Regions from separate parts of the Mus musculus genome. Here region 2 is linked to region 1. Evidence: chromatin loops called from intact Hi-C (ENCODE). Cell type or tissue: left cerebral cortex. All regions are shown on one strand. Each heading gives the region's core, and the rest is flanking DNA. Links, peaks and the distances in the headings are about the cores only.

Region 1 (5,393 bases), core at 120-5,119:
AGGCACAGTTCCTTCAAATTTCACTGTGAGGAACCAGTAAGTTTTGTTGGGCATTCTCACCTATGTGAGCTGGTAACATACAGGGGTGTGGCCACTTCTCCTCCAGTTGGCAGCATCTGTATTGTCTTATCTAGCAGTAATGAGGGCTTCCCAGCCTCCATATAGCTGCTCCTCCATTCCAATGAAGAATTGCCAGATGGTAGGGAGCAGCAGATACTCAGAAGAAAGTTGCTTGCCCTATTATGCTTCTCTATGTTAGGTTGTAAATAATTGATCATCTCAGTAGTGATAATCTTCTAGAAGGGGAATGGATCAGAACTCCCTAAGAAGCTTTGGTTGGCTTGAAGGACAGTCACTCATGACACATGGTTATTCTTTGGAGTCTAAGTCAGATTTAACTTTCTCAAAAGACCTTTTCCTGCTGATCTAAAGAGGATCTTGACTCCAGTTAACCTACCATATCTTTTCTAGATTACTTCTTCATATTAATCATCAGGATCACTATCCACTCAATCTTTATCAAGTCTTCCAATTCAATGCATAAAACTATCTGCCAAGTTGGCCATCAATGGGAGGAGAGGCCCTTGGTTTGGGGAAGATTCTATGCCCCAGTACAGGGGAATGCCAGGGCCAGGAAGTGGGATTGGTTGGTTTGGGGAGTTGGGATAGAGGAGGGTATAGGGGACTTTCAGAGAGGAAAGTAGGTAAGGGGATAGCATTTGAAATGCAAATAAAGAAAGTATTTAATAACAAATGAATAAAACAAATTAAAACAAAAAAACTATCTGACACCGAACTACTAGGAGTAGGGGACACTTAGCACATGAAATAGTAACACTGCTTTGCAAAAGAAATACCATTACTTTCATCCATCCCTCCTATCAAACAAATGCTGACAGGACCAGAACACAGACTCACACCAGGGATTTGAGGGGACCTAATGCATTCACAGTTTCTATACACTAGTCAGTGATATACCATACATTTATATGTTCTTTGTCTAGTGTAAGAATTCTATGGTACACAAAGTTAGGCTCATTACAGCCTTTATAGAAAGAAACATAAATCTTCATTTGGATATTCACTTCATAACCTTTTCTTTTCCCCAGTGAAAACTATAACCTGCAAGTTGCAATCCATTGGTCCTGTCTCCTAGATGAAAAGGCCACCTTAAAAGCAAATGAGACACTAGACCAAAGGAACACTAGAATGATTATTATCTGAAGAAAAGGGTGAAAAGTCACGTGTCAAGAGACTATGACAAAGTCAGTAACCTATACGAAAATCCTTGGGAGTCTATTATAAATGGAGATGCAAGAGTCACAGATCATGATCAAACCAGAGAGTCTACCAATCTACCAGCCACACAACAGCTCATAGAAAAGCATCTCTTTAAAGTGAAATGAATCCCTTTATCCCAACCGTGCTCCTTCTGTGACTTTTCAGTTGTAACTCTGCCGGAGATACAAGCCTGGGCTATGCATTCAGGGTCAAATTTGCTTTGCAGTTAATGGAAGTACGCCAGAGGCCTTCGGTGGGAGTGGTAGGCTCTGGCTTCCTGCTCAGAAGTAAAACTAGAAACACATTGGTTCATGTAACTTAACTTTCTCTAAGTTCCATCCTTAGAAGTAGGCCCCCCTCCCCCTTCAAGCAGCTGTGGTGCCCAGTGCTGAAGTGCAGAGGCAGAAGTTGTCAGTTTCTGGAAGTCTTTCAGCTTGGCCAAGAAGCTTTGCTTCCAAAATAAACAGAAATTTCCATGTAACATACTCAGTTTTAGGACATAGAAACAATAAAATGGTGATTGCTGACTTATGAAAAATATGCTAGTCATACTTGAATTCATGTTCCTAAGTAGCTGGACATATGTGGCCTTAGAGTTATTTTAGGCAAATCAAGGCTGTGAGAATAAGCAACTATAATAAGTTTCTTGGGACAGTAGGCACTTATCTGCTGTGCACTGGTTGAAGAACACTGAAGGACAGGAAAAACAAGGATTTGTACAGAAGGAAATCTCTCAGATGAGGAGCAGCTGTTATGTATGTTGAATTTAAAATGTTTCAGAAACTTTAACCATATATTTTTATCTCATTTAATTACAGTTTTGAAAATAAAACCATCATCAACTCTCCATGCAAGCTCTGTGTTTATTCACTGAGTATTTTGATTTTGCTAAGGGTGCTGTTTCACGCTCTCATTTTCATAAGGAGGAATCTGGATGCCAGGAGCTTGCTATGCTAGAAACAGATAAATATGTTTATGCTTTTGCACAATGTCAGAATTTTTACTGAGTAACAATAACTTACAATATCCAGTGGTCTCACCTACACAATCTGGCCAATGTGAATGAATGCAGGACCTTTTAGTCTGATCTTAATTATTAATATTTACTCTTATAACATAGATCTATTCTGGATAGGTGGTATTTGACAGCTGGTGTCATTTGTAAGTCTGACCAAGAGACATAGTCACAGTCCTTCAATATGGGATCAAAAGCTGCTTGTGAAATTGTCTCCCAGGGCAACACATGGCCTGGAAACTAATTTTATCCAGTATGGAATAACTTAGAGTAAGTCATAGTCTGATCGTAACACACAGAAAAATTGTAGTGTGATAGGCCTCCTAAAGATTAGAAATGACACCTTTCAGGTTACTAGCTCTTAAATATATCTTATGATACATGACGCCGAGTACAGAGGCAGGAAAGGAAGGAAGGCAAGAGAATAAGAAAATCTAAGATTATCTCTTCATACTATTTAGTCCTCATGTGGGTTATTTGGCTGAATCTGGAGATCCAATTTATACAATATCTGCTGAATAACTGAGACATAAAATTTATTAATTGTATGTACATGGGGTTTACATGGGGTTCGTCATAAAATCGAAGTCCAAAGAAATGACCAAAACATGCACTTAAACATTTAGACAAAGCAACACTTCCACAAAGGCATGTGAGACAAGATTATATGAACTAGGGCAGAAAATTCTGGGGGTGTGACTGAGAGACGCATCGGAGTGGGATTATAGAGAAAGCTAAGTGGATAAAGTGTTTGGCATGAAACATGAGAATCTGACTTCAGATCCCCAGTGCCCATGGGAAAGCCAAGAGAAAGCAGGACACATTTGTAATCCTGGCATGAGGAAAATAGAAACATATACATATTTAGAGTCCTTTTTTTCAGTCAGTCTAATCTAAATGGTGAGTTCCATAATCAGTGAGAGATTCTGTCTCAAAAAGTAATGTACAAATAATTGAAGGAAGATATCGGATGTCAATGTTTGGCTTCCACATGTATGTGTGTGTGTGTGTGTGTGTATTTTTTGTATATAATAGATTGCTTATATAAATTGCATATATATGTTATCTATGGGGTAGAGGGATGAAGGAGTTTATGAATGCTAAGACTGACTTCACGGTTGATAAATCCATGCTTATTGAAGCCCCATTTGCCAGGTAACTGACTCACATCTTGGTCAGTAGAGTACATTCCTCTCAACAGAATATTCTTGGTTTGTGCATGTAGAAAATACAGAAGGGTTGTGAGCCTAGCCTTTAATAACTGAGCCATCTCTCTAGCTCTGCCAGTGCCTGGCAAATACAGAAATGGATGCTCACAGTTATCCATTGGACGGAGCACAGCATGAAGGAGCTAGAGAAAGTACCCAAGGAGCTGAAGGGGTTTGCAGCCCCATAGGAGGAACCACAATATGAACTAACCAGTACTCCCTGGGACTAAACCACCAATCAAAGAAAACACATGATGGGACTCATGACCCTAGCTATATATGTAGCAGAGGATGGTCATCAATGGGAGGAGAGGCCCTTTGTTCTGTGAAGGTCCTATGCCCTGGTATAGGGGAATGCCAGGGCCAGGAAGTAGGAGTGGGTGGGTTGGGGAACAGGGGGGAGGGAAAAGGGAATGGGCGATTTTCAGAGGGGAAACTAGGAAAGGGGATAACATTTGAAATGTAAATAAAGAAAAATCTAATAAAAAGAGACAAAAATACAGAATGGACAATTCTGAAGTAAGAATTCCTCTAGTGGTTTCATCTTTAAATAATGAAGATGCCAATTTATCATATTTTGAGAGAATACACTTATAATTTTATCAATGAGGAGAAATAAGAATTTGTTCACTATCTGTAACATTCATACTTTATTCATTATGATATTAGTCACTGCCTTAGTTACTGAAGATATACTGCTAAAAAACAACAAACAAAAATTTCTGGTTTCAATGAGCTTGATGTGGGTAAGTAAGACAGTTAGGCTAGTAAAGGCACTTTCTGCCTCGGCTGATAACCTGAGATCAATACTCAGGATCTTCACAGGGAAATAAGAGAGTAGATTCCCATGTATCCTCTGACCTCTAGTTACACACTATGACATTCAAATACATATGTACATATATATATATACACAAAAATACAATATATATTATTTTAAAATATATTTAAATATATTGTTATTGAAAATAAAATTTAAAAATTTAAAGAGCTTATTAGAGATAACACAGCAAAACCCAAAACAAATAATTTAAAATGTAAGTAAATATTTGGTGGTAATAATATGCTATAGAGAGAGGATAGGCAACCAGAATAAAGGATTTCTTGTATGAAAGCTTGAAAAGAAATAATGCTAGAATGTTAAAACTTTTTACTTCCCATCCTGCTTCCCAGTGTGGGAGGATAAATAATCCTCTCTTGCCAACTCAGCTCTTGTTTCCCACTGAGTCTGCCAGGACAGGTACAAAATAGAGCCAATGACACAGCAGTTCTTGGTGAGTCCTGTAGTGTGCAATTTATAACTGGGGTTGAAGTCATCTTAGGTCATGTAACACTGGAGGAAACTAATAAGTATTTTCAGCTTATATTTATAAGTTTAAAATGTCACAGCAGCAAAAACAAAAGAGCTTCCAAAGGACAAATGAAGAACGGAGAGGGCAGAAGAGGAGAGAGATGTGAATGCGAACACCTGCCTCATAAGGAAGATAATTCTCCAACTTATATTATGATAAAGTTCTGGTATTAGATGAGGCTGCTCTGCACCAGAAACTCTACTAACCAAGTATTTTGGAGTTATGAAGACTAAACAATCATGTCTTCAGGAATATTTCCCTTGCTTGTCCTTCTATTTTTCATGTATATGTGCATTGAGAGACATTGCTATCTGAAAGGACTTTGGAGTCAATGCCCTAAAGACACTGGGGAAAATTAATGACTGTAGTTAATGATACATGGAGAAAGTAGTATGCAATTGGAAGCTGATCTTTTTGTGAATAGTGAATTATCTAATCAATAGTCCAGCTGTAAAGACTAGACCTAGAACTGTGGGGATCTAGGGTTTGGTATTAACTTGTGAAAAAAGCAAACTACTAAGTTTCTCCATTGGCCCC
Region 2 (5,393 bases), core at 104-5,103, 71 kb before region 1:
CCACAGATGGAACGAGCATTTACTAACTTCCACTGAGTGGGATTTTCTACTGAAAAAAAATAATTGCCAAAATTATTTTGGAAAATGTTCTCACATTGACTTTCTTGAAAAACAAGTCACATGGTATGCATTCCATTAACTGAAAAATATTTGGAAATATCTGATTATTCAGTACAAATTCCCATGGCTAAGTGTGCCATTGTGGCCTTTAAAAAAACCCATGCTTTTATACTTTCTTTTTTTTTCCATTTTTTATTAGGCATTTAGCTCATTTACATTTCCAATGCTATACCAAAAGTCCCCCATACCCACCCACCCCCACTCCCCTACCCACCCACTCCCCCTTTTTGGCCCTGGCGTTCCCCTGTACTGGTATGAAGGAAAATCTTATGTAGTGTCTGAGGATCGGTCCTGGTTTCTTTCTGTTGCTGATTTAAAACCTAAAATCAAAAGTGACTTGGACAGCAACAGCTTTATTTGGCTTACAAAAAAGCAAAAACAAAAACAAAAACAAAAAGAAAAACAAAACAGAATAAATTCTCATCACAGTCTACTATTGAGAGAAGTCAGGGCAGTCCCTCAAGCAGAAACAGAGGCAGGAACCATGAGGAACACTGCTTACTGGCTTGTTCAGCCTGCTTTCTTATACAATGCCAAATGACCTGCCCAGGGGAGGCATGATCCACAGTGGTCTAGGCCCCTCCCACATCAATCATTAGTCCAGAAAATACCCCTCCTCAATGCCCATGGGCCAATCTGATGGAGTCAGTATTTTAGCTGACGTCATTTTTTCCCAGGTAACTCTGGCTTGGGTCAAGTTGATAAAAACTAACCACCACAATATCTCAAGTGTCACTACCCCCAAACCAACAGAATAATTCATACTATATTGAGTGTCTAAACAAAACTATCTCCTCACTGCTTGAGAGAGCTAAGGAAGAATATCATGTCTTACTATTAGGATTTTGGAATGGTTTCAAAAATCAATAAGAAAATGAAAATAAATGCATTGTCTTAAGTAACATCTATACCTCCTTTCTTCCTTTTTCAACAGTTCAGATGGAGAAAGAACATTTTTAGAAGGCTGTCTCAGTACATACAAAGACTGAGTAAGCATGGATTCCTGCTTTGCCAGAAGAGTGTCTGGTTACCTGAATGCATGAAGTAACTTGCTGTGTCCAGTATGTGAAATTGATTATAGGCTATGCAAAGCTAATATTGTCTCTTTTAAAGATACTCATAAATACTAAAATCTTCATATTGCGTTTAGTAAATTCTCTCTCTGCATATACTAACCCTAATTTAAACCTGTAGAGGTGCTGTTGATAGTCTTTTCATATTTAATGATTGCATCACAGTCACGTAAGTCAGCAAGACTTTTTAAAGAAAGGTCAGAGAGCACAGGATTCATTTGGATTTTGTTGACAGAAAGTCTAAACTTTCTCAATGTAGTTTGGAAACAGCTATAGAGAAATGTCTATCAATGGGCAGGTGAGTGTGTGCTAATAAAACTTTAATAGTAAAAACAGGTGGTGGGCCCAGAAGCTATAATGGGCTGACCCTAAACATTGAGAAAAATGGACAATAGTGATATTTGAAAGAACAATGTAATCAATAGACTATTAGAACAAGAGGATTCAAATAGTTTAGCAAATATGAAAAAACTAACTTTTAAGAGTAAAAGCACTCTTTAACAAGCAATAACAAATTAGATAGCATGGTCAAAAACAAAACACTGTTTAGAATACAGTAGGAATGATAGAAAAATCTAGAAATTATCCTAGAATAGCCAACTTATTTATGCAGAAAATTTTAATTTTATCTATCTAAACAGGCTACAAGCAGGGCTTGCCTGAAGAGTTTGGCAGCACTGAGTGTCTTCTTCTGGGGACTCTTTTCTCATTTTAGGTTGTCCAAGTCTTCCTAAAAGATGATTATCAAGACTGTGCAAGCATCCCTCAAATGCAAGCTGTCAATCTATACATAATTCCATTCTGTGACATTGGAATATCACTGAATGTGAATCATGAAATAGAGCCTCACTCTTGTTTCACACTTCAACTAGACATCTTAACTATATCATTTCTGAGTACAGAGAAATGTCCACATTCTTACTGGCAAGCTTACAAAGGGTTTACTCATTCAGTATTTAGTGGTTCAATACATGATTAAAAGTTTGGGGCCAACAAGATGGCACAGCTTGTAAAAAGGGCTTGCTGCCAAACCTGACTGAGTTGAATCATTGGACTGACAGGATGAAGTAAAAGAAGGGACTCCTGTGAGTTCTCTAATCTATATATCCCCAGCCCAATAAGAACATAAGTAAAAAATAAAGCCATTGGCTCAAGCCAACATTTCTAGGCAGTACACCTCTAGTACTTTATTTTATCCCTAGTTTCTCCATCTGTTATTCTTTTGTTGAGAATTCAGTTTTATAATTCCAATGAACAATATAACTAGAGCATTTGTTAGTCTGGAGTTCCCTAAGGTTATGTTTCAATGGGCTGAAAACTGGGTCTTTTGACTTCCTAGTATACTGGCCACCATGAACACTAAGCAGATGCTTTCTATCTGAGTAGCCAAATGACCATCCAAGACCTTTGGCCCCCATAGACCTGAAATGGAAGTGGCTGAAATAGAGGTCTGAAGCTGACTGCCAAGTTCCTAAGCTTGTCAAACCTTCAGAATATCCACAGCCATTAAACTCTATTAAATCAGATTAGCAAAGACAGCTTAGAAAAATGTCTCACATCCTTTAGTCATTTAGATGTTCTCATCAAACATGTTTTACGCCCACAGATCCTCAACTGTGATGTTGTTAGAAAATTAAAAACAAGACACGATTGCTGTGACAAAGCTGCACCAAAGTTGCAATTAAAAGTGAGACTTAAATAAAGCAAAGAATTTAGGGGAGAAGTACTTAAATAATACAAAATTATATTTAAATGGGCGGCATAGCTTGTTGCCTAAATGCTGGAATATCAGTAAAAGTCTCTAAGTAGGTCAAGTACACACTAAAGGAAATACTCTAATGTCTTTTTAAAACTTACGACCTCTAGGTTAATTAAGTGGCCCATAAATAAAGCTGATTTACTCATAAAGACAAATAGTGGTTGCTAGGGCCCCCATGAGACTTTGATGCAGGTTGGAGAAACATTAGGAACACTTGCTGTGTGCTTTAGCAAGATCATAATGGAGGAAACATTATAAAAGAACAATAAATATCCAAGAGAATGTCTCCTTTTTTTCTTTAAAAAATGCTTTTGTTTAAATTTGGACCTATGGGATAGGCTGTGTTCTTTTGTGGTACTAGAAACTTTAATGTTGATAGAGATGGGTACTCATACCATAGCCCCTGTGTACAGACGATGAGCAGACTTTGCCGTTTTCTAAGGTTTGCATTTTAGAGACATTGGGTTCTTCTGACCCGATGAAGAACATTTGTCTTCTCGGTAGAGTAGCGTTTTATATGACCTGATCTTTGAAAATTCCAAGACTGAAGAAAGTTGAAAAGCTGTTCCTACACTCGTCTAAATAACAAGAAAGAGTCTTTGACATAATTTAATATAGATTTCTCATTCATACAATGAAGAAATCTAGGGCCAGAGAAATGAGCCCACAATCTCACATTGACTAGAGGTAGATACGTTACTGTATGCTACAATTCTGTCACTTCTCCCTTCATATGTTCAGCACATTGCTTTTTTGTCCACTCTGGGGTTTTTATTTTTTTGAACAGAGGAGATGCTGAGATCACCATCATCCGGTCTTTGGTCTATGAGGTTAAAGCATGATTTAAGGTAAGAACATTAAACGCTTCAAACTGAGCCTGATCAATGCTTTCACAGATTAAATTGGGGGGAAAGGTGAAGAATTAGGAAAACATGGTTAGGAACTTTACTTACATTTTGAGAACATAAATATATACTTTCAGTATTTTTTTAAAAGTGTAATTGTTATTTTTCATAACAATTTCATATAAGATTATTATATTTCCAGCATTTCCAGCTTCCCTTCTTCCTCTCTAACATTTCCCATTCTGCCCACTCCTTTTCAAATTAATGATTTCTTCCTCTTCAATTATTATTGTTTTACACACACACACACCCTACTGAATTCATTTAGTATTGATCATAAATTCAGGGGTTTTTGGTTGACAATTTGCAATTCAATAACCTACAAGGAGAAAGCCAGAGACAATCACTTTCAATATTTTAACTTTATGATAGAGTATAGGCATTCAAAAGAGTAAATCTCACATAAAGACATATATGTAGATATTTACTTTCCTAACATGTAAATAAATACAAGGATTAAAGAGAGAAAAGAATTTGAAAACCAATACAGTTATATTTGTTGTTACCTATTCTGTGGTATTTTTCCACGTAGAAGTCTAATTGGGGAAAACAGTTAAAAATATTTAACTATAAGTGTGTAAAACACAGGCACATCAAACAGAACCAGGCTGAATTACTTTTGCAAATCAATTGTCTTGGTTCTATTGAGCAAAACAAAATATGTGCAAGCCAATCTCTAGTCAGTTTCAAGGAAGATAGACAAAAGGCCACACTAGACAAGTACTCTTTAAGCTCATATGAAGTCATGTGAGGGACATGCATCAACATTCTTATGGACTTCCTTATTTCTCAAATGATCTTTCTATGCTGATTTTTTTTTTTTTTTGGTCATGAGTGATTTCGGGGACAGTGGAGGGTAATGACTGAAGATATAGGAACTAGCCATTTGGGTTATCATCAAATTCTATTATTTTTCTAATATGTGTTTTACAGTCAGTCATCTGTTACTTTTTATGAAAAATTTGGGACTAATCTTTGAGACCTGTACAGGAAGTGTATAATACACTGGGCTCATTGTTATTAATGACCAGCATTAGGGGCTAATATTCATCAACAGACCAATGTACTAGTACTTGTACTAACTCAGATTTACTTTTCCTAATTAAAATCGTTTCCTTTTTCGATACCTAAGCAATAGGCACATATTGACAAATAAAAACTTATATTATTTTCACAGCAGGTCAAAACAATGTAGAAAATAACTGTAAACTCTGAACTACAATTCCATCATATTTGTCTATTAAATTTCAATTACACACACATATAAGTTATATATGTTGTATATCTTATATATAATATATATTATGTATATATAATATATAATATGTATATATCATATAGGTATCAGGCTACTTATAGAACAAACTTTGGTTATTTGGGGAATATCAAATCCAAAATTAAAAGGATACATATTAAGGAAAGAGAAAAAGAAGGTATGAGGCTCTAAAGTAAAATTAGGACAGTTTTTCTGAAGCTCAGTTAAACAGCATGATGTATAGAGGCTAGAAATCTTTCCAATATTGCCTGCCTTATTTC

The links. Peaks named below come from ENCODE experiments on the same cell type or tissue, not always from the same donor. Only the 100,000 strongest peaks of a DNase experiment are listed, where the experiment ranks them.
Region 2: a loop joins it to region 1, with 2.5 times the contacts of the local background. A loop is called at or near these places in 2 of 42 quality-filtered maps.

Annotation. Positions count from the first base shown.
Region 1 is chr6:106,423,045-106,428,437 of GRCm38, reverse strand. The region is part of intron 7 of Cntn4 (contactin 4); the gene reads right to left. Among named protein-coding and RNA genes, the nearest start is that of Il5ra, 320 kb to the left of the region's middle. In left cerebral cortex, for the core only: no CTCF peak of the experiment used is centred there; DNase peaks (open chromatin) are centred at 1,913, 2,157, 2,436, 3,043 and 1 more place; H3K27ac peaks cover 1,984 bases.
Region 2 is chr6:106,493,923-106,499,315 of GRCm38, reverse strand. The region is part of intron 9 of Cntn4 (contactin 4); the gene reads right to left. Among named protein-coding and RNA genes, the nearest start is that of Il5ra, 250 kb to the left of the region's middle. In left cerebral cortex, for the core only: no CTCF peak of the experiment used is centred there; DNase peaks (open chromatin) are centred at 2,181 and 2,795; H3K27ac peaks cover 1,137 bases.